Regions from separate parts of the Homo sapiens genome. Here region 2 is linked to region 1. Evidence: chromatin loops called from intact Hi-C (ENCODE). Cell type or tissue: chondrocyte. All regions are shown on one strand. Each heading gives the region's core, and the rest is flanking DNA. Links, peaks and the distances in the headings are about the cores only. Region 1 holds the start of LOC107984182 (a long non-coding RNA gene). Region 2 has its middle 150 kb from the start of XPNPEP1.

Region 1 (12,114 bases), core at 1,470-9,469:
CTTTTCCACAAAATAGAAGATGAAGAAACACTTCTCAACTCATTCTACAAGGCCCATATTATCCTATTATTATTCTGATACCAAAGCTAAACAAAGCCATCATAAGAAGAAAAAATAAAAACCAATATAGATTCAAAGACTCTCAACAAAGTACTAGAAAACTAAACGCAGCAATATTTAAAAAGGATTATTCATTATGACCACAAGGGAATTATCTCAAGTAATGCATGGTTTGTTTAACACATGAAAGTGAATCAATATATGATACAACGTTAATGGAATAAAGGACAGAAACCACAGGATCATATCAATTGATACAAATTTATTTTATAAAATCCAATGCCATTTCATGAGCATTATATTCAGTAACCTAAGAACAAAGGAGAACTTCCTTAATCTGAAAAGTGGCATCTATGTGAATAGTGAACATCATATTTAATGGTGAATGACTTAATGCTTTCCCCCTGAATTAGGAACCATTCAAGAATGTCCTCTTTATCAATTCTATTTAACCTTGTATTGGGGGTTCTACAAGGAAAATTTGGCAATAAAAAGAAACAAAAGGCATCCAGATTATAAAGAGAAAAGTGAAACTATATTTGCATATGATAGGTATATCACAGAAAATCAATTTAAATACTGTTAGTAGTACCAGTAATAAAATAAGTACTAATAAAAGCTAATTAATACTAATCAACTAATAGGTCCAGCAAGCCTGCATAATACAAGGTTAATATGGAAACATCAATTTTATTTGTACACACTAGCAATGAATATTTTGAAAATAAATTTTTTAATTCCATTTACAATAGTATCAAAAAGAATAAAATTACTTAGGTATAAAATGAACAAAAGCCATGAAAGACTTATACGCTGAACATTATAAAGTATTATTGGAAGAAATTAAAGAAGAACTAAATAAGTGGAAAGGCATTCCATTTTTATGGATTAGAAGACTTAATATTGTTAACATGACAATACTTCCCAAATTGATCTGAGATTCAAAACAATCCCTATCAAAACTCCAGCTGCCCTTTTTGCAGAAATTGACAAGCTTGTATAATATTGATAGAGAAATAAAAAGAATACAGTATAGCCAAAACAATCTTGAAAAAGAACAGAACTGGAAGACTGACATATCTCAATTTCAAAAACTACAATCTGATTAAGACAGTATAGTACTGTCATAAAATAGATATCCAGACCAATGGCATCAAATGGTAGGATCCAGAAATAGACTCACTCATACATTTATGTTCAATTGATTTTTAACAAGAAAGCCCAGACAATTCAATAGAGAATCAATAATCTTTTTAATAAATGGTACTGGTAAAACTGGATTTGTCTCATTAAAAAGAATAAAATTGAACCCCTACTCATACCATAATCAAAATTTAATTCAATGGCTTTTGTTAAAAAGTCAAAAACTTACAGATGTTGGCAAGGCTGTGGAGAAAACGGAACACTTACACACTGTTAGTGGAAATGTAAGTTAGTTTCATCACTGTGGAAAGCAGTTTGGAGATTTCTCAAAGAACTAAGAGTTAAACTACCATGCAACCCAACAATCCAACTACTGGGTATATATGCAAAGAAAAGTAAATTCTTCTACCAAAGTCACATGAACCCATATATCCATCACAGCATTATTCACAATGGTGAAGACATGGAATCAACCTAGGTGCCCATCAATGGTGGACTGGATTAATAAAATGTGGTACATATACACTATGGGAATTCTACACAGCTATAGAAAAGAAAGAGATCATGTTGTTCACAGCTACATGGATGCAGCTAGAAACCACTGCCCTAAGCGAACTGACACAGGAACAAAAAACCAAATATCACATGTTCTCACTTATAATATAAGTGGGAGCTAATATTGGGTACACATGGTCATAAAAATGGGAATAGTAGACACTGGGGAATACAAAAGTGGGGAAAGAACGAGTAAGGATTGAAAAAAATTACCTATTGGGTACTATGCTCACTACCCCGGTGATGGATTCATTCGTATTCCAGGCTTCGGCATCACACAATATCTTCGTGACAAACCTGCATTTCTATCCCCTAAGTCTAAAATAAAAGTTGAATAAAGAAAAAATAATAAATAAAAACAGTTCAGAGGCCTAAATGTAAGAAATAAAAACTAGAAAACTCTTAAATGAAAACATAGGAGTAAATCTTCATTGGGCAATGGTTTCTTATATATGATGCCAAAAACATAGCAACAAAAGAAAAAAATGTTATATTGGAGTATATCAAAATTGAAATGTTTTGTGCCACAAACAATATTATCATGAAAGTGAAAATACTCCCCACAGAATGGGATAAAGTATTTTCACATCGTATATCAAATAAGGAAATTGTTTTCAGAATATGTGAAGAATACTTAATCATAAAAAAGCAAATTAAATAATGAGTGAATAATTTGAATACGTATTGCTCCAAAGAATATATACAAGTGGCTAATAAGCACATACAAAGAATCTCAACATCATTAGTCATTAGAGAAATACAAATCAAAACTACAATAAGATGCCAGTTTAGATCTAATAGAATACTATAATAAAAAAGAAATATAATAATAAGTGCTAACAAGGGTATACAGAAGTCCGCACCCCCATGAACTACTGGTGGAAATGCAGAGTAATGCAGCAATTCTGGAAAAAAGTTTGACAGTTTCTCAAAATGTCAAACATAGAGTTACCATATGATTCAGCAACTTCACTCCCATATATATGCCCAAAAGAAATGAAAACATACCCACACAAAAACTTCTACATGAACGTTCACAGCATATTTATTCCTTATATCCAGAAAATGGAAAAACCCAAATATTCCTCAACTGATGAATGGATAAACAAAATGTGGATTATCCATAAAATAGAGTATTATGTTGCAATAAAAAGGAATAAAGTACTGATATACGCTACAATATAAATAAACCTTAAAAACACTGTGCCAAGTTAAAGAAGAAGCCAGTCACAAAAAGCAAAAGCATATTCTGTGGTTCCATTTATGTGCAATATGAATGGGCATATTTTAGAGACATAAATTAGATTAGTGGTTGCTTAGGGATTGGGGTGTTTTTATAGGAGAGAATGGGGATTGATAGCTAATGAATATGGAATTTCTTTTAGATGAAAGAAAAATATTCTAAACTTACATCGTGTGATGGTTATGCTGTCCTGTGAATACGCCAAAAAGCAGTAAATTGTATACTCAAAGTGGGCAAATTATATAGAATGTGAATTATATTTCAATAAAGCTGTTGAGAAAAAAGATTCAATGTGCCATATATCTTATAATGGTTTTATTCCATGAAAGGGCATTCATAGCCTTTATTCATTATTATGGTTATGCTATTGTGATTGTGATTTTTTTCACACAATCACAAAGCAAATATAATCACAAAGCTATGACAGTTTCTGTTTCATAATATTTGAAGCTTGATTTAACGTACTTTTGACAGTTCAAACCTATTTGCCAAAGTTACTGCCACTGAAATAAAAAAAGAGAAAAAAAGAAAAAAAAATTTGCTAAACAAGCTTTTCTAAATAAAAAAAAAAAAAAAAAGAGGCAATTTGTTTTCACTCTTTTAGTCCAGGGGATCTGACTTGATGTGTTTTCTGAGCTGCAAGTTCTTCTGTTCTAACCAGTATTCTGCTGCACGTGCCAGGATTCATGCCAAATATTTTGTGTAGCATTTCTAGAAGGTACACATTAAAATTCAGTTCCGTGAAAAAAGACATTTACTGTTTGTTTCCATTCTGGATCAGAAAATGGCCAATGCCATTAGGAAGGAAGAATAACACATTACAGCTAAAATAAATACTATATCCATGAGCCTGGAAAACAACCAGCGTTGGTGAACGAAAGAGACTGGATTACAGATGACAGAATCCATAGGGGGCTCTGGAGTTCAACTCCACTGTTGTTTATCACAGTTTAAGAGGTGGCCCAACTTGAGGCACAGGTGTTGAGCTTTTATAGTGCTGCAATGATTAGTCATTGGTTTGGGATCATAAGCAGAGGACTGTAAATTACTAAGCATTCCCTGCTCTGGTCTAAGAGGCTCTAGTAGCCCAAAGGTAATCCTCTAGAGAAAGTTGCAGGTGTGATTTCCTGGGAGAAGTACACAGAAGTTAGAAGCCATGCACCCAGAATTAATAAAGATGACTAGAAGAGACCTGGGCAGAGTACCTACAGACTACAATGTTTACAACGATAAAGAAAAAAATAAAACACATACCACAGTACCAATTAGAACTAAGCTAAAAATCTCAGTGCTGTACTCATTACCTGGGTGGCCCTAGGCAAACTACTTCTCATTCCTGAATTTCAGTTTTCTCATATGTAAAATAGAAAGGTTAATAGCATATACTTTATAAGTTTGTTATAAGAAACCAATTAGAAAATATATGCAAAACCATTTAAAACTGTATCTTAACTATAATAGCTACTAAATAAGTGGCTATTATTGTTACTATCATCATCATTATTCTTTCCTGGGCTAGAATAGTTCTTTGAATTAAACAGCATAGTAAATCTGGATTTCTTGACACTTCTTTACATCTAAATCTCAATCTCCTCTGGTTTTAAAATATTTAACTCTCTGCTCTGTTTCTCAGCCTTAGGAAATGTCCTCCTCTTCCGCATCTTCCTCCTTTCCCTCTCCTTGTTGCTTGACCCTCAAGTCTGTGTCCCCCTGACCTTGACTTTGGAAGCAGTCAATTTAGACAGTACCAGGCCAAACCATGAGAATGTGACTCCAAGACTAATGGATTGTGTCAGGTATCTGCATTCTGAAATTAATAGAAATACCACCAGCTCCCAGGAAGCCCTGCCAAAAAGCAAAGGTGAGAAGGACTTCCAGCAGCAACAGTGCTGCAGTAGTAGGGCCTTGATTAAGGTCAGCAAAGGACTGACTGCAGAACAGGACTTCTAGGGCTCAGGCAAAGAAGAAAAGACTTGGTAAGTTGTAGAAATTTTAAAATGTGATTTCATGTCTTCGCTGGGTAAAATTGTTTTTTATCTGAATGATAAAGGATGAGATAACATCTAGGACATGGTGTCACTCAGATCCCCTTCGGCAGCCAGGTTTTTCTGTTACCTTAAGATCAAGACCTTTCAGAGAAACCCTGCTTCTCATTAGCCCCACCTCCTAAGCTGTTAGTCAAGTATTTTTCTCTGGAAAGGCAAGGTTGTCCCATTTGCCCACTTTGTTAATTCCTTTGTGAGATGTCATTTGTGCCAGGGAAAACAGACCCCAGCTCCACATAACAGCTTCTCAGAACCAAGTTTTCCTCTGCCCAGAACTCATGACAAAGGCCTCCAATGGGGTACTTTGATGAGTCAGCAGGAGAAATATTGCCCTTTGACTCTTTTTCTTGATGTCAAGGTGTCTAATAAATAAAACTCCTTGAAGATGAAGGAAATACCAATCAAACTATACTAAACCTGAGAGTGCATTTCAGGTTAGAAGGGAAAAATTATTTTGAGACTATTCTTCTCTTATTGTATATTAATCCATTGGTCTCCATTTTTACTTATTATAAAATGCAAATTTAATATAGATTAGAACTTTCTCGCTGAAAGATGGCTCTAGGAGGAATATCAAGTAGATCAAAATTAGTTTTTACGTGGTAGCTCATTGCTATTTATTTGCTTACCAATTGCTCTTCGCTTGGCAGATAAGGTCCCCGGAAGCATTCAAACCATCTCCCAAAAGCCTTCGACATCCAAAAAGAGATAGTGCTAGAATAAACTGATCTTGAACACCCAGGCAGGCATGCCAGCATTCAACCTACAAAGACGTCAGTGGTGAGTGGAAATGTAGCAAAGAACAAAAGTACTCAACCTACTTGTGTTCCCAGTGGTCATGTGAATAAGCAGCACGGGAAGCAGCCACCAGTTACCAGTGTTCAACTCTGCTCCAAACCTAGGGAGAGATGGACGGTAGGGGTCAGAGAAGGTCCATGACATGACACATTCCAACTTAGCCCTTTGTTTCTTTACTGGCAAAAAGCAAACCTATGAAAAGAATAAGATTTATAGACACAACACAGGACTTCTGTTGCTTTTGTATAAAATGTCTGAGTACAAAAAGTAAAAAGAGCTGCAATTTCAGATGCCTCTGAGGCCCAGTAAATCAAAACACCAAGCAATCTTGTTTGAGAAACTATTATGTCTCCTAAACTGTGCTTCTGACTATGGGGATTCAAGATGCTATTTTCAAATAATGTACAATCTAGTTGAGATGACAAGACTAATCTGTATGAAAATATCAGGGCTTAGAGTTTGCTGCAATAAGAAAGAACAGCCTGAAGTTGTCAAAAAAGATGCTGCAGCCAACAGGAGTGTGGGTAACTGACAAAATTCTGCAAAACAGTTCAATAAATCATCTTCTTTGAAAGGTGCTTATAAAATAGAAAAACAGGCTGCATCTGGTTAGAGGTCCCATGATTCAGATGGAGGCGCTACAGCATAGTGGACAGTTGGTCAACCTGAATTGGACTTGGTGTGACAAAGAAATTAAGCTGTCAGGGATCTTTGGTTCATGCAGCAGAATCTAGCCTATTCTGATTACTAAAAACACTGTGTGTGTGTGTGTGTTTTGGTTTTGTTTTGTTTCGTTTTAGCAAAAATCTCAGGCCCAATTCTAATTCTACTTGTTTGAGTCTTGTGCCTAGCCTAGAACCATCCTTTGGACTATTCATACCCCAAGAGACCAATATGGGAAAAATCATTTGGTTGCATTACATGTTCCAGTTGCCCATTAATGGCCTTTTGGTAGATAAATTACCATATAGCCCTGCCATTTTCCTGCCAAATTTATCTTCAGCTAAAATTACTTTTTTAAAAAATACTGTAGAGTTGGGAAGTTAAACTTCAGGAATTATGATTGTATTGTTTTGGTGTAATAAATCATCAGCATTAGTCCCATTTGAGGGCTAATTTTCATTACCAAGTATCTTTTTTTCTCTTAGTAGGAAATATTTCTATCCTGAGACAATAGGGAAAAAACCTATCCTATGCATTCTGCAGTGAAATCAGAGAGGAGATCTTTAAGAGCATGTGGCTTCTCTTACTTGGTATTTTTTTAAATTTTTTTTTAGAAACAGGGTCTCACTCTGTAGCCCAGGCTGGAATGCAGTGGCATGATCATGCTCACTGCAGCCTCAAACTTCTGGGCTCAATAGATCCTGTCGCCTCAGCTTCCCAGGTAGCTGGGATTACAGGCACACATCACCACCCCCAACTATTTATTTTTAGTTTTTATTTTTTTATAGAGACAAGGTCTTACTTTGTCATGCAGGCTAGTCTGGAACTCATTGCTTCAAGTGATCTTCCTGCCTCGGCCTCCCAAAGTCCTGAGATTACAGGTGTGTGCCACCCCACCCCAGACTTAAAAGCATACGGTTTTTCTCACTTTGCATGTCAGATTCCTTAGGAAATGTTTACTGTCACAATTGGCAGTGAAAAAAAAAAGCATATGGTTAGCCTTAAAATCATATGGTTTCTCTCACTTTGGATGTCAGATACCTTAGGAAATTTTTACTGTCACAATTGGACAGAATCTCAAAGAAAAGCTCCTATCATAACAAATTCTTCCTATTGTCTGCAGCCACATTTTCTTTATGCTTCAAATGATGGGAAATGGGAACTGCACTGGTGCTCTAAAGAATACCAAAAAATTTAAAATAAAACAATTATGGGACTTGGAAGATAAAATGTGCAAAACTATATGCCCGGATTAGTAATACAGTGTTATTATTGAAATCATTCACGTCCACAACAAACATGAAATAAGAGTACAATGAAATCCTATATATGTCTTATCTCAATTCACCACTCTTAAAATCATCATCTTTTAATTATTTTGACTGTTCCAGTTATTCTGAACTTGGCCAGTAAGGACCCCTTCAAGACAACTCTTCATCCATTTAACATGACCCTCATTAATCTTTTAGTACTTCCTTGTTTTCTGTCTCAATAAGATGTTTCACGGTCATTTTCTAATCTCTGCTCCAAACCTGGAATAAGGCATCCCAAAGAGACAAAATTATTTTTAGTGAGGAATAGTCTTTAGAAATAAAGATCTGAGTGCCACAGAAGCTAAGAGTTCAACAGTACTATTTAATGTTTCATAGTAAATGTTTAGAATGTATTTTTTTATTATTATTATTATACTTTAAGTTTTAGGGTACATGTGCACAATGTGCAGGTTAGTTACATATGTATACATGTGCCATGCTTGTGTGGTGCACCCATTAGCTCGTCATTTAGCATTAGGTACATCTCCTAATGCTATCCCTCCCCACTCCCCCCACCCCACAACAGTCCCCAGAGTGTGATGTTCCCCTTCCTGTGTCCATGTGTTCTCATTGTTCAATTCCCACCTATGACTGAGAACATGCGGTGTTTGGTTTTTTATCCTTGCGATAGTTTACTGAGAATGATGATTTCCAATTTCATCCATGTCCCTACAAAGGACATGAACTCATCATTTTTTATGGCTGCATAGTATTCCATGGTGTATATGTGCCACATTTTCTTAATCCAGTCTATCACTGTTGGACATTTGGGTTGGTTCCAAGTCTTTGCTATTGTGAATAGTGCCGCAATAAACATACGTGTGCATGTGTCTTTATAGCAGCATGATTTATAGTCCTTTGGGTATATACCCAGTAATGGGATGGCTGGGTCAAATGGTATTTCTAGTTCTAGATCCCTGAGGAATCGCCACACTGACTTCCACAATGGTTGAACTAGTTTACAGTCCCACCAACAGTGTAAAAGTGTTCCTATTTCTCCACATCCTCTCCAGCACCTATCTTCACAGAATTGGAAAAAACTACTTTAAAGTTCATATGGTACCAAAAAAGAGCCCGCATTGCCAAGTCAATCCTAAGCCAAAAGAACAAAGCTGGAGGCATCACACTACCTGACTTCAAACTATACTACAAGACTACAGTAACCAAAACAGCATGGTACTGGTATCAAAACAGAGATATAGATCAATGGAACAGAACAGAGCCCTCAGAAATAACGCCACATATCTACAACTATCTGATCTTTGACAAACCTGACAAAAACAAGCAATGGGGAAAGGATTCCCTATTTAATAAATGGTGCTGGGAAAACTGGCTAGCCATATGTAGAAAGCTGAAACTGGATCCCTTCCTTACGCCTTATACAAAAATCAATTCGAGATGGATTGAAGACTTAAACGTTAGACCTAAAACCATAAAAATCCTAGAGGAAAACCTAGGCATTACCATTCAGGACATAGGCATGGGCAAGGACTTCATGTCTAAAACACCAAAAGCAATGGCAACAAAAGCCAAAATTGACAAATGGGATCTAATTAAACTAAAGAGCTTCTGCACAGCAAAAGAAACTACCATCAGAGTGAACAGGCAACCTACAGAATGGGAGAAAATTTTCGCAACCTACTCATCTGACAAAGGGCTAATATCCAGAATCTACAATGAACTCAAACAAATTTACAAGAAAAAAACAAACAACCCCATCAAAAAGTGGGCGAAGGACATGAACAGACACTTCTCAAAAGAAGATATTTATGCAGCCAAAAAGCACATGAAAAAATGCTCACCATCACTGGCCATCAGAGAAATGCAAATCAAAACCACAATGAGATACCATCTCACACCAGTTAGAATGGCAATCATTAAAAGTTAGAATGTATTTTTTAACTTCTAGTATAACAAATAAAGTAATCATATTTAACACATGAGAAAAGTCCCTTAAAAGAGATAAAATGCATTAAAAAATAATGACCAATACAAAAGAAGGCAGGATAAGAGAATCAAATAATCAGTGAGACAAATATAAAACAATTAGCAAGATGGCAGAATTAATCCCACATATGTTAAGTGTAAATGAACTAAACACTATAATTAAAACATAAAGACATCAGACTGGGAAAAATAAGATCCAGTTCTATACTACTTACAAGAAACACACCTGAATATAACACACAGATAGGTTAAAAGTAAAATGATGAAATAAGTTATATCAAAAAAACACTATATAAAATGTTCTGGCTCCATTAACATCAGCAGACTAGAGTATAAGGTAGGAAATACTATAAGAGTGCGAACAGATATATTTGCTGATGATAGAGAATTTGATAAGTATCATCACACATGTATGATAAACACTTTCAGCACACTAGGAAAATATGGGAACATATTTAATCTGATAAAGGGTATCTACAACAGAACTACAATTAACATCATACTTAAAGGTAAGCTATTGTATAGTTTTCTCCTAATTTCTAGGATAAGACAAAGGGGTACACTGAAATTACTGTCATTCAACATTTTGCTGGCACTTTTAGACTGTGTATTAAAACAAGATAAAGAAATGAAAAGCGTAACAATTGGATGGAAAGCATAACATAGTCTTTATTGTAGATGACATAATATTACATATAGCAAATCTGAAATCAATAAGTGAATTTAGCAAGGTACTAGATATAAGATCAATCTTCCATAATCAATTATCTGCACTCCTAAGGTTATTTCTTACATCTGAAATGAATGTTCAGAGTGTTCCACAAGGCTCTTCACTCTGGCTAGGCCCAGGGTCTAACAGCTATCAGCACTGTTTAGTCTCTGAAATCACACTGCAACAATCAAAAAATAAAATTAGAAATGTAATATGATTACAACATCAAAGATTGTTATATGTATGGTAATAAATATAATAAACAATGTTAAAGACATAGGAATTTTAAATAAATTATGAATTATTGCTTAGAGAAGTCTTAAAACACGTAAATAATGATATTCTACGTTCATGTATTTCAAGAAACAAAATAAGTTACCAATTATTTTCAAATTTCGAATTAATCTAAAAAAGCAACACAGTTACAGCCAAAACCTCAGCAACTTTTTTGTTTTTTTACATTGGGAAGCTGATTCTAAAATATAGTTAGAAATGCAATGGGCCTCCAAAAACAGGTGACAAATTGGCAAGTTGCTGAGAATGAGGGATTACACACAAGGAGACAGGTTCTGGAAGCTTCTGAGGATCTAAGGAGGCTTGGTCAGCGTCTTGTAGTAAAGGAAGGTTAATAATTCCAGTAGGAGGTTCCAGCATCAAAACAAGACCAGAAAGCATGCCCTGGAGAGTGGGCCAAGGAACTTTCTCTCTTGTGGTCATAGCTAAACATAGTCTTGACTCTCAGGAGTAGCCAGGTATGCCAAGTCTGTTTGTTTACACACAATTACTAACTCAGCATTCCTTCAAATTATATTGCATGAAGCTGAATATACCCTCACATTTCAAATATATTACTTGCACCAAAATTCAAATTACTGCATCATAAGAAGGTGTCATGAGCCTAATTCTGTCTTAGGGCCCACAAGCTTCAACTAATATAAAGGACAGTCCCGTGTCCAAATAAAATCTCTTTAAAAGGTGGTATTTGTCTGACTCAGGACCCACAAAAGTGTATCATTCTGAGACTTTAAACAATACATTGAGAAAATGTACATAATTTTATTATTTAACACAATGACTTGAAGATGCTTAATATATTAACTCATTGAAAATATAATAATTATGATTACAATTATTTTTATATAATGTTTTGTGTCTTTGGCCCTTTACTGAGCTCCTTCCACCCACCCACACCCACCCAATGCACACTGCTCAGAATTCAGCCCAACCAGCGTGTTCCTTTCTCTACTACCTGCTAATTTCCTCCTCTTGATCATTTAAACATTCCTGCAAAAGTCTCCATTGCACAATTCAATTATCTCCCTATCACCAAGTCTCAAGTCTGGCTTTTCTCTTGATAAAGAGGGAGAAAATATCATATCCTGAGAAAACACTCCAGATTTGCTATCTTAAATCTGGAGCCGGTTATCCTACTTAATTACCATATCCTGAGAAAATTACCATCTCCTAAGCAAGCCGCCTTGCTCTTTAAAATGCAAGGTCTTAATTTTCTTCCTAAATTCTTTTCCCGTTTGACTTTTTTTCTCACAATGAATAAATCCCTGTTCAGAAACAATGTTTAGGTCTCATCCAAACATTTCAATTAACAGTTCCCTTCATTTGCATTTATCTTACTTT
Region 2 (12,114 bases), core at 1,317-9,316, 360 kb after region 1:
CTGAATGGCAGAGGTTCCACATGCCTATGCAGCTGACCCCCAATAAAAACTCTGGACACCAACGCTCGAGTGAGATTTCCTGATTGGCAAAACTTTGCACAAGTTGTCACATATCGTTGCTGGGAAAATTAAAGGCTGTCCAGCAACTCCACTGGGAGAGAACAACTCTTCTCTCATGGCCTCAGTCTTATTCACTTTTTGCCTTTGCTGATTTTAAATTGTATGTTTTTGCTGTAATAAACTGCAACATGAGTGTAACAACTTGCCTAGGTTCTTTGAGTCTTCTAGTGAGTCATCAAATCTGAGAGTAACCCTGGGGACAACCAATAAAAAGACAGTGACATAGAGAGAAATTGTCATGAACCTCCAACCATGTATTTCTAATTTTAAACTCCAGTCCTACAATTTTTAGAAGTACAACCATAGAAAAGTGACTGAATGCCATTGAATTCCAGTTTCCTCATGTGCGACCAAGGTGATAATACCTGTATCATAGAGTTGCATGAAGTAAATAAGTTTGCAACTAAAGCACCTAGCACAATGCCTGGTACATCATAGGTACACAATATGTGTTACTTCCTTTCTCCCAATTTTAAACTAAGTATTATGTTGATTCTTATTCAGTTTTAGCAGGAATTGGGATGGGGGAACCTCTTTCCGACCTCGTAACTCAGACTAAGAAAAAGTAAATGTTCCTAAAGCTGATCAAAGTTTAAAAGGCTCCTTTTTAAAGATCTAGTCAAAAACTTTGGACTTAGCTGATTCTACTGCTAGTGAAATGTCTGTGCTGTCCCCATCAATAAAGGTTTGTATACAACTGAGGTAAGCCAGACACTGGGACTATAGTGGTAAGTAAGACAACCAACGGCCCTGCTGTCATAGAGACCAAATAAATAAATATAAAATAAATGAGTTTGCTGCAGATAGTTAGAAAGGTTATGAGGATGATAAAGTAAGGGAATGGGATACAGAATGTCTGGGTGGGGCTGGCATCATCTATGCTGTGGTAAGGGAGGGTCTCTGAGAAGGCAGCATCAGGGCTGAGGCTGAGGCTAGGTGATAAGAATCTATCTGTGTGGAAAGCTTGGGAGGTTCTTTCCAGGCTGAGGGATCAGCATGTTCAAAGGCCCTAAGGTGAGAATGAACTTGGCAGATGAAAGGAGCTGGAGCATAAGCACCTCGGGGATGGCTGGCTGGAGGGGAGGTCAGGGGCTGCGCAAGGGCAAGACTGTGAGGATTTGTGGGGCGTGGAGGCGTCAGCGTTTACCCACATTCAGTGGGAAGCTGTAGAGAAGTTTTAAGCAAGGACTTGGCCTAATCTGAAATCATTATTTTAACATTTTAAAATAATCCCTGTTGACTAATGGCAATGACATTAAATACTAGATTTGGAAGGAAACTAAAAGATCCCTTATCCCTAAATGCCTCATTTTAAGGATAAGAAATTGGAAACACAGAAAGGAGAAATTGTTCAAAGTTACCCATGAGGTTAAGAGAAGCAGCAGAGCCAAGACTCAGACCTCTGATCTCTCGGCTTATAGGGTCTCTGCAACTGCCAATCACCACCCAAGTCCTCAGTGCTGTGTTGGCTGCAAAAGAATGAGACTGAACATATCCTGGGCTGTTGACTCACACATCTGTTCTAATATTTCTCATGTCTTATGCTCATGAAAACACCAGTGTCTGTGACTAAGATATCATTCCCAAAGATGCCAGTACTGAAGGTGCCGAAAGGGTTCTGCAAAAATGGAGAAAATGATCTATTTTCAATTCCATGCCACATTTGTTCTCCTAGGTCCCAAAGGGAAATTGCTTGAGGCTGTAGTCTTACAGAGTCCCCATTACAATAACTCCCTTGTGATCTCCCCTAACCCTCTGCTACCTAGTCTCTCTCTTTCCCATCCCTCCTGCATCAGCCCACAAATAAATACCCTTTTGCCAAAAAATAACAACGAACCAAAAGTCATTCATTTCAAATCATACACTTCGTTCAAATCAAGCCTGCTATGATCCCAGCCAGGCCTCCCTCCTAAATGAGTTGAGGGAAGCAAGGCTGCCCAGACTAAAGTTGCATGTCCCCTCAAAGCCTTCCCTGCAAGGCTTTAACAAGTGAAAATTTGCTTTTTAGGAAAGTATCATTCCTGCAAAGCCTTGTATTTCTGTGTGACTTGAACAATGCCAGTACTATACTGCCCATAGAATGGTAGAGAAGGGATTTATTGCTCAAACGGCTTCTTGATAACTCATTGGCCTCAGCAGAGATATCCATAATTTATGGAGGAAGTGATCAATCACTAGAAAATACATCCTGCCCATTAAAGGAAGCTGTCAGCCTCCTGCCAGCCCATCTCACTGGACTGGAGAGTCTGAGCCAAGGGCACTTGGGACAGCCTCTTTCTGGCATTGGTTTTCAGGGAACAGAAAGAAATTTTGTCATTGACTCAAAAGCTCTAAGGCCTAAAAAGGAGCTGAGTTTTGGAAAATAGATTCACATAGGGGAAAATAGGAGGACAAGAGAGATCTGTCTTAAAGGGAGAAGCTTTCAACTATTCCTGCAGTAGATGGGGGTGCACGCATGAATCCATGAGTCTTCTATCTGTGGCCAGAAATAAGATTTGGAGATTAAAGGCTGGTGGTCAAGCTGGGGTTTTGGAAACATAGAGTGAGCAGCTGCTTAGCTATTCCACTTGCAAAATAAGAGGAAAGGCAGGATCGAGAGTGAAGCAAAAACAGGAGAGCAAGTGAAAGACAGATGCAACCAAAGAAGAAAAAAGAAGGCAAATATTTACTAATCAAAGAAGCAAAGGGAGTGAGAGGAAGTTGCCTAGAATCATAATGTGTCTGTAATTGCTCATCAGATCAGCTAACTTGGCCCAAATCTAATGTCATTCTTATTTTCAAATGCTCATGAGCTCTAAGGGATACCTGTTTCCTCTCTCCTGTGAGTTCTGAAAATAGAAACGCCCAGACATTTCATGTCACACTGGTTTGAGCTCCTGCTAGTTCTTCTTACCACACAGAGGCAGCTCTGAGTCCACTGTTTCCTGACCCACAGGTTCTATCTGTGAGTTCCTTGCCCTCTGGAGCAACTGGAAGACATTTAGTTCTCCTGCTCCCACTGAGGCATTCCTACAAGGGCTTCTGTGGATGAAATTGAGAAGTAGCCCCAAGAATTTTTGTGTCTTTCCCTCAGGGCTCTCAAAAGAGAAAGCATCTTTCCTCCTGCCACCCCACTTTCGATCTACTCACAAAGACATCATTTATACCCAGATATCATTGGAATGTCCTCCTCTCTGTATTTTTACATTTCAGTTAGGATCAAGCCCTAAGTCTAAAGAATGAATTGCTAAGAGTGGAATATTAGTGACAGCCAGTCTTATGAGTAGGCTGGACCCAGTGAAAGCATCCTTGATACGGCCTTTAACACCCTAAAGGATGTGGCCTCTGCCCAGATCTCTGACATATTCTACTACTTGTGACACTCATCTCCCTGCTCAAACATACTACCATCCCATCAGACACAGGGCTTTTGCACACACTCTTCCTTCCATCTGGTACTTTCTTCTGCAGCTCTGCACATAGTCACCAGTCCAGCTTAGTCTTCACATCTCAGCCTCCCTGCCTCCTCAGATGAGGTCAGGCCTCCCTACTAGAGGTTCCCCAGCACCATACGCTACTCCTTCACAGCAAGTATGATTCATTCCTTCTTTGTCCTAAAGGTCCTCATGTCAGAACACATATGACAGTTTCCAGCTGTCCCAAGAGGACCGGTATGACCAGGCTATAATGGGAGGAGGGATAAGTAGGCCAGAGAGGCAAACTGGCCAGATTAGTCAGGTGCATGAAAGCTTCATTCAGGATTTTATTCTGAGCACAATCAGAAAACACAGGAGGATTTTACACAGGGGAGTGACATGATCTATATTGATCTATACTCTAATTGAGTACTCCAGCTACTGTTTGCAAATGGACATAGGTAGAAGGCAACTTTAGAAGATGTTGGAAGGCTACTGTTGTGCCAGGGATGTTTTGTGGAGGTACAGAGGGGTCAATGGATTCAGTGTATGTTCCACACAATACACTGATAGATTAAATGGACTCAGCAAATGACACCACACAATATACTGATAGATTAAATGTGGTTCTTGAGGGACAGAGAAGAACTAGGATTGGGCTTGGCTAATTAGTAAATGCAGTGTTGTTTATTGACATGAAAAAGATTGGAAAAAGTAGCCGAGGGGGAGAAGTCAATGTTGTTTTGATAAGTTAGAATTGAGATGTCTTTTAAATATCCAAGTGGAAATGTCAGGAAAGCAGATGGAATTGCTAGGAAACGTTAGGGCTGGAAAAAGATATTGGGCAATGATAGACCTATGGAGAGGTTTGCCAGAGTCAGTGTTGCTCTTTGAGTACAATGGAATGAGGGGCTGACATCCATGAGGTTTGCAAGTGAGTGAACAGAAAGAACCAAGGAACCTACATGGGTGAGAAGAAAAAGAAAGACCTGAGCATAGTGAGAATACAGAAAAGTAATAGGGTAGAGGATTGAAAGTCACAACGAGGCTGTGTAATTTCTAAAGTGGGAGATCTAGAGTGAGTGAGATGGAAGGATATGAGGTGGTGCTCAGAGCAGAGACCTCTGCTATAGACCAACCTCATTAGGCTAGTTTACCCATTCCAAATCCTAAAACTTCGCTATGCTGGCATCCTTGCTCTGCTCCAAAATACCCTCCCTCCTTTTTAGGTATTAATCTATCCATGGATGTTGTCACACACTCTGTAACTTTAAACCAGCTTGATGTGTCTGAAGGCTGCACATAGGTTGACCACTCAATGGAGGTTGAAACGGTTTCAAAGCCATTTGTGGACACCTTCCTGAATCACTTCCTGTTGGCTGTTGCGCTGCTTGGTTTATGACCTGGTTGAACTCTGCTCAGCTCTTATGCTCTTTGCTCTAGTCTAGAGTCTTGGCTCCATCATCCATGCAAGATCATGCTCCCTGCTCTGCATTCTCTTGCATGGTGATGGCTGCCAGTTACTTTCTTGGAACTAAACCTCTGGCCAACATGGGACCCAGCTTGGTCTGCCTGCTTCTCCATGAGGGAAAGGATTAGAAAAGACCCACAGCTTCCTTCGTGATCCCCTTCCCAGAACGCCTTCTCTAGCAGACGCATCTCCATGCTGGCAAGCTCCTCCTCCCGTTTTCTTTCTACACTTGAGAATGTGTTCCCATCAGTTTTGTAAACACGTTTCTTCTGGCACATTTTAATTGTTTGTTGGAATGTTGTTGCACTCCTTATTTCTGTTTTTTAATTTTTGACATGTTTTTATGGAATTTTATATCCTTTTTGTTGCTCATTTTTATATGAAATTTGGTTATTTTCCTTCCTATCTTCATGGCTCTAGAGCTCCCTCTTCTGCTCTTCTTGTGAAGTGTTCATGATATGTTTTCCTTCCTGACAATCTCCTAGCTCTGGACTCCTCCCCTCCTTTCATGTAAACTTTGTTTTTTCTTTATCTCTATTGACCCCGTACTGCTCACTTTGAATCTTACTCCAAGCAGTTCCTACTCACTGTGGAGCTTTGTCTTAAAAGGGAGTTTTGTCTGGTTAGTTTAAAGCATTCGCAAGGTCCAGACTCTCAGGCCCCTTCAGATCTGACCACTTGCACACACTGCTAGCAGAGTCTGCAAAATTCTGAGTTTGGCAGTTGCTCTCAGGTTGGCCCTCTGAGGTTTCCAGTGAAAACCTGTCTGATTGACTGGGGGACTGTGACATACATTAGATACCCCATTGTTTTCCTTTGCTTTCACCAGTACAGCTTTGATACCATTCAGGTCTTGAAGGATCAGTGGTTTGTCCCTACCTACTCATATTTAGCTTTCATGGAGATACCTTATCAATTATTGTAAATGTTTATCATAGATTTGGGGGGCTTGGGATTTTTCTATCTAATTGCTCTGTTTAATTTTATGATGGTACTTGGAGAAATTAAATTTCTCAAACATTGTAAGTGGTAGACGTCAGATATAAATCCAGTCATTTTGCCTATGAAGTCCATACTACTAACCACTCTGCAAGGCTGCATCTAAGTGTCATTAGCTGTCAGAAGAATAAGTAGAAATTAAACAAATGAAAAATAGAAATAGACCAGTTCTAGGTTAAGAGAAAGGGATAGACAAAGGCCCTGGGGCTTCTGTGCTTTAGAGAAATGGAAAAAAGCCAGCTACAGCTTTGTGAGACATGGGAGCAAATCATGAAAGGATGCATGAAAAGGAAGCCAAAGCAGATAATTCAGGACACTGCAAGCCAGGGACAGGATTATTTTATCTTACATGCAATGCAAAGCCATCAGAAAAGCTGTAATGTGCATGCAATATTTCAAGAGAGCTCAGAAGAGGGATCACTTTGCTTCACTTAAAGAACTAAATTAGGCCTATAATCCCAGAACTTTGGGAGGCTGAGGCAGGCCTCGAGGTCAGCAGTTTAAGAAGAGCCTGGCGAACATGGCAAAACCTCGTCTCTACTACAAATACAAAAATTAGCTGGGCGTGGTGGTACACGCCTGTAATCCCAGCTACTTGGGAGGCTGAGGCACCAGAATTGCTTGAACCCAGGAGGTGGAGGTTGCAGTAAGCCGAGATCACGCCACTGCACTCCAGCCTGGGTGACACAACAAGACTGTCTCAAAAATAATAATAATTAAATTACATATCTCTGGAACTAAAGAATGATTTGACCACAGACAAGATGGGCAAATGGCGTGGTATAGTGCACTCATGGCCCACTAGGAAGTGAACCAAGACAGGAGTGAAGATGGTACCTGGGGGGAAAGTCATGAGATAGGAGGCTGGAGAACATGGATACTCAGGGCCAGATTGAGATGGCCCTGGGCAGTCCTTTCTTAAGGCATTCCTGGGAGCAATGGCCTTCCTCCACATCAGTTGCTACTGGAAGAAATGCAGAGATAGAGCCACGGAGCCTGTGTCATAATCAGAACTTAAAAAAGCTGCTACTTCAGATTGAATAGAGCTGCACATTTTTACAATTTTCACAATTTTTACAATTTTCAGAGCTCTACATCAGAAGGTCAGCCACATTCACCTGTCAAGATATTTTGGGCAGTAATGACTCCCCTTTCTTGCTATTCTTATCAGTTGCCTTTTGTTATAGTCACTGGGGCTTTGTGAGCTAGCTTTCTCATAAGTCTTCTGTATAATGTAGTATTCGGCACTTTTCCTATTCTCATTCAAACTTCAGCAAAAATATCAGGGAAAATGGGGGAAAGGATGATGCCTGCAACTTGAGTATTATTTTTATCTACATCACATGGAGTGAAGTTGCTTAAACGCTGTAGAACTATGACATAGTTCTGGGATTTCATATATTCAATATGTACATAAAGCAGGACCACTTTTCTATACTTTAGTGACCATTTTACTTCTAGCGCTGCTTTAGGCTTCCATTTAAAATTCTGATTCTTAATCTAAGTTTGAAATCATTGGGAATTATTTGTGGAAAGGCCAGTGGATGGTGAGGCATTAGGCCAAAGGGAGGTCAGGACCCGTTGAGTCTGCTAAGGGCAAGGATGTATGTAAGAGCACAGGTGTGAGCCATTAGCAGCCAGCACCTGCAGCAGCTGAGGCCTAAGTGTATCAGCCTGGTCGAGGGAATCTGGGTGGGGTACGGGAAGCATCTGCTCTGTGGGGCTTGGATGGGACAACATCCCTAATATTTCTCACAATGCCTTTTCTCTACTCAGTAACCCCACGATCTTTTCAGAAGTGTTAACAAAGCCTGTGACTTTTATTTGCTCTGATACTGTTTCTTGATGGCAGTGCTCTGAATGGGGTCTCAGTCCTAAGGCTGTGGTCTAATGGCCATGCCTTTGAGACAGTAGCAGTTTCATTTTCCAACCACGAAAGTCCAGAATCTCTGGAATCTCTATATTCATCTGAAACTGTTCATAAACCTTCTTTCCTGGAGCTAATCCCTTTCTTGTACTACTTTATCAAATGTACATGTAGCGACTGGCTCATACTTTCAAATTCTGCTTCCAACTGACTAACCTGATGCTCAAGTTCATTTAGAACACTTTCTGTTTTCCATATTCCACAGGCAATAGTTTCACAAAATGTTTGCCAGCACATGAATTACCATTCTCCCAACATCCTATAACAGTCTCTTCACTGCCATCTATCCACCAAGAGGCAATGCAAATACTATGGATATATAATTCTTTGGGACCAACAGTAGTAATTACCACAGTCTATTGCCCAAGCTGGACAAATGGGAATTCTTTTGATGGGGATAGACATCAGAAGTTACCTCTGTGGATGTGATCTGGATAGCTGTGGCATAGCCCCTTCTACCATGTGACTACCGGCAAAGAGAGCCCATCTGTAGACATAGAGAAATAAAGCAGGTGAACAGAACAAAGCAGACATGTGAGAGGCACAGAGAGGCTTCCCTGGATTCTTGGTACCTGACAATTTTCCCTTTTCTGGAAGGGTTCCAGCTCCTTCCATCTCAACTTCAGCAATAATAATGGAAACTTGAAAAGGCTCTCAGAAGACCATCTCCTTCAGGAGCCTCCCATACTCTAAAAAATGAGGCAGCATTTCTCTCCTATTGACTATCAGTCTGAATCCTTTGTAGAATCACTTGCATTAACATCCGCAGTAAATCCAAGTATGGGGGAGTGGAATTTCTTCTTGATTTTTTGTCATGTTTTAAATACAGCTTTGTTGTTGTTGTTGTTGTTTTTAATAGAGTTCAGGAGTAGAAACTTTGGAATCAGAAAGATTTGAATTTGAATCTGATATAAACAACTTGCTTTTGGTGTATCTTATAATTTTAGGCAATGTACTCAACCTTAGGCATTTTTTTTTTTTTTTAGATGGAGTCTTGCTCTTGTCGCCCAGGCTGGAGTGCAATGGCATGATCTCAGCTCACCGCAACCTCCGCCTCCTGAGTTCAGGCGATTCTCCTGCCTCAGCCTCCTGAGTAGCTGGGATTACAGGTGCCCACCACCATGCCTGGCTAATTTTTGTATTTTTAGTAGAAACGGGTTTTGTATTTTTAGTAGAGACGGGGTTGGCCAGGCTGGCCTGGAGCTCCTGACCTCACGATACACCCACCTCGGCCTCCCAAAGTACTGGGATTACAGGCGTGAGCTGCCATGCCTGGCCACCTTAGGCAATTTATTTAACCTTCCTAGTCCTCATTTTTCTCATCTACCAAGTGAAGATTATAATATCTACCTTGGAGTTGTGAAAATCATAAGATAATGTCTACCAAGTGCTTAGCACTACTCTATGCTTACTGTATAGATTAAGTCCTTTTTTTTTTTTTTTTGCTTTCCTGCTGTTTTCCCTTCTTCTTGCCTTGTGTAATAGCTTTGCACACAGTAACCCCATGCATGAGACTTCTTTTCATGAAGGGGATCATGTCATAATTATTCCAACTTCTAATGATCTTTACATTAGTCATGTCCAAATTCCCCATTGGACTAGAAAAGTTCCATTCTTCTGTTAGCATTTGAGGTTTGTGTGTTATGTCTCCCTAGAATGTTAGAGCCAATAAGGGCCTTCAAGTTGGTCCATTTATTGTAATCTTTTCATTTTATAGATGAAGAAACAGTGATCACAAAAGTTAAGATGACTCGTTCAAGGTCATTTGGCCAGGTAGTAGCAAAGCACAGATTAACATCTATTTCAGTCCTTCTTCTAATTTGTTATTCTACATAACAGCTGAAATTGAAGATACCACAATTTTCTCATGGTTGGCTTCCTGCTAAATTTTTAGTTTAAAAATTTTAGTTGGGTTTTAGTTTAATTCCTTCTCCCACTTCATCTTGGCTCTAGACTATGCACTTAAGTCTTTAAATCAGAGGATAATGGAACAGGCATGATTATGGATTATTTCAGGAAGGAGCAAGAACAAAGTAATTCCATGGAAGCCAAAAATCTTTAAAAAGCTTTGCAGAGTTCAGTAAGGAAATACAGGCACTATCTCAGACCACCCATATGGCCCAACATCCAGGAACACCCAGCAGGAGGCCAACAGCATGACCCAGAAAGGAGGCCAATGAAAGTACACAGTAGGAAATGAAGCTGGACCACCTGCATCATCAATAACCAATGTTCACTCAAACAATTGTAGCATTGTTTGAACATTGAGAGAAGAAGAAAAAGTAAGGAAAATTCTACAATTGTAGTTGATTCCAAGAAAAGCACGCTATGGTTTCTGATGTCTGCAACAAGTAGCCAGGTGTGAAAATGCAGAGCTATTCAGTTAGGAGGTTAGCATTAGGACCAGACGATATCAGGAGGGATTGGTAGGGTGGACCTGATGACTTCTACATGTGTGACTTGAATAAAGAGCAAGACTATTTTCAAATGTAAGATTTGTACAGAAACCATATCTGTACCATGCACTGAGGTGGCCAAGACAGTGCCAGAGGATGGACCACAGTCTCCCTAATCTAACTGCAAAGACACACTCATGATACTGACCACCAGAAGCAGTGAAACATCACTGCCAGGTGAGACAGCAAGAGCTGCTAGCAAACAGGCAGCAAGAGCAGGAGGAATCCTACTGAGCCCCTGCCCCCGCCGCCACCCCGGGATGGGAGTGAAGGACTTTAAAGGTAATATCCTGAATCTCTCTCCCTCCCTAATCACCTCCTCTTGGGCCGATGTGTCTTAATATTGGTAGTGGTTCAGTTTGGGCCATTACAGTATCAGCTGCTACTGACCTCTTCATTCCTACACAGGACTTACAGAAAAGTTGGGAGGCTGAACTCCTGCATCTGTGCTGCCTTCTTGTGTCCCCAACACCAGCCAAGGCTGTGTGGGAAGCTCCTCACCAACTCAACCTTAACATAACACGATGATGATGGTGTCATGGTCCTGCTTGGACACTTTTCATGCCCCATGTCTTCCTCTCAGGGCCCTTAATACTATTGACTCCCATTTCTCCAAATCTTCATGGCTCCTTTCCCTAACAAGGCTTCTGAAGAGTCTCCTTTCTTCCAAAATTACTAGTGTATTAGTGTGTCTTAGTGACTTTGAAACCACCAGGCTTCCTGTTCACCAGTAAAAGGAACTGGTACCTTTGGATGATACGGTTTCTGGATAATGGCTAATTTGTGCTTATCCATGGAACACCACTGAGTGTCTTCACCCTCCTTATCCACATTTAACTGGACCTAAATATCCCAGTGAGCTATCCACTATATAAGAAAAATTTAAAAAAGATATTCTAAGAGCCTTTTAATTTTCCCAAGACATATGCTACCATTGTTATCCTTAAGTATTATTGTAAACATTATTTAACAATGCACCAGCTGCTGTGAAGAAACAAAGAGAAACAAAGATGTCTTTACTTCTCAGTGGGTTAACAATTTCAATGAGAAAAAAAAAACTTATGTAAATATATGGATATATACTATGAAGTCAGGGAAAGCACACAAAATACCCAGGAGATTGAGAATTCATTTGTAAAGATGTTTTAACAGCATGAAGGGGTGTATATTTCTAATTATGTGTTTAATAAACCCAGGAATCCACCAGAAGATACCTGTGACACCCTTAGAGTATTGCTTTGATGACTTAAACTGGCAAAGAACTAGTTTCCCATTTGAAAAGGCTTCCTTTAATCCATTTAAACAAGAGATGTTAATTGTTCAAATCACTTTGAACAACTACCACCACACTGCGTCCTGTCATTCCCTGGCTATTCCTGGAGGGGTTGCACCCTGCTATAAACAGACCTTTTTCTGAGCATGTGCAGTAAGCTACACTGCCTTTTTTTCCTACAGAAAGGCATAAGTTTCCAGTATGCACCAAACACTAACAGGCTCTGGGGATACAGACAAGCAAAGCAGACCAGGTATCTGTCCTCCCAGAGTTTACAGTCCAGGGAAGTGGATACCCTTACCTGTGTACCATGAGATTATGTGTTTAATTACACCTTCTCTAGAGGCCACGTCCTGTGAGAGCTCGCAACAGTGGCCTGACCTAGTCTGGGAGCAAGGTGGTCAGAGAAGCTTTCCCTGAAGATGGGATAATTAAGATGGTATGAGAGGTAAGTGGGGATTAATCAGGGAAAT

The links. Hi-C counts contacts between places; a loop is a spot of excess contacts. Peaks named below come from ENCODE experiments on the same cell type or tissue, not always from the same donor. Only the 100,000 strongest peaks of a DNase experiment are listed, where the experiment ranks them.
Region 2: it touches region 1 in a loop (2.6-fold over the local background); 4 of 110 quality-filtered maps call a loop at or near these places.

Annotation. Positions count from the first base shown.
Region 1 is chr10:109,406,170-109,418,283 of GRCh38, forward strand. It overlaps LOC107984182 (a long non-coding RNA gene), which reads right to left and starts at 5,843. Exons shown (of 3, transcript XR_001747307.2): 1 at 5,676-5,843. In chondrocyte, for the core only: CTCF peaks have their summits at 5,974 and 6,181; no DNase peak of the experiment used is centred there.
Region 2 is chr10:109,768,600-109,780,713 of GRCh38, forward strand. No RefSeq gene overlaps it. Among named protein-coding and RNA genes, the nearest start is that of XPNPEP1, 150 kb to the right of the region's middle. In chondrocyte, for the core only: CTCF peaks have their summits at 5,408 (motif pointing left) and 5,622; no DNase peak of the experiment used is centred there.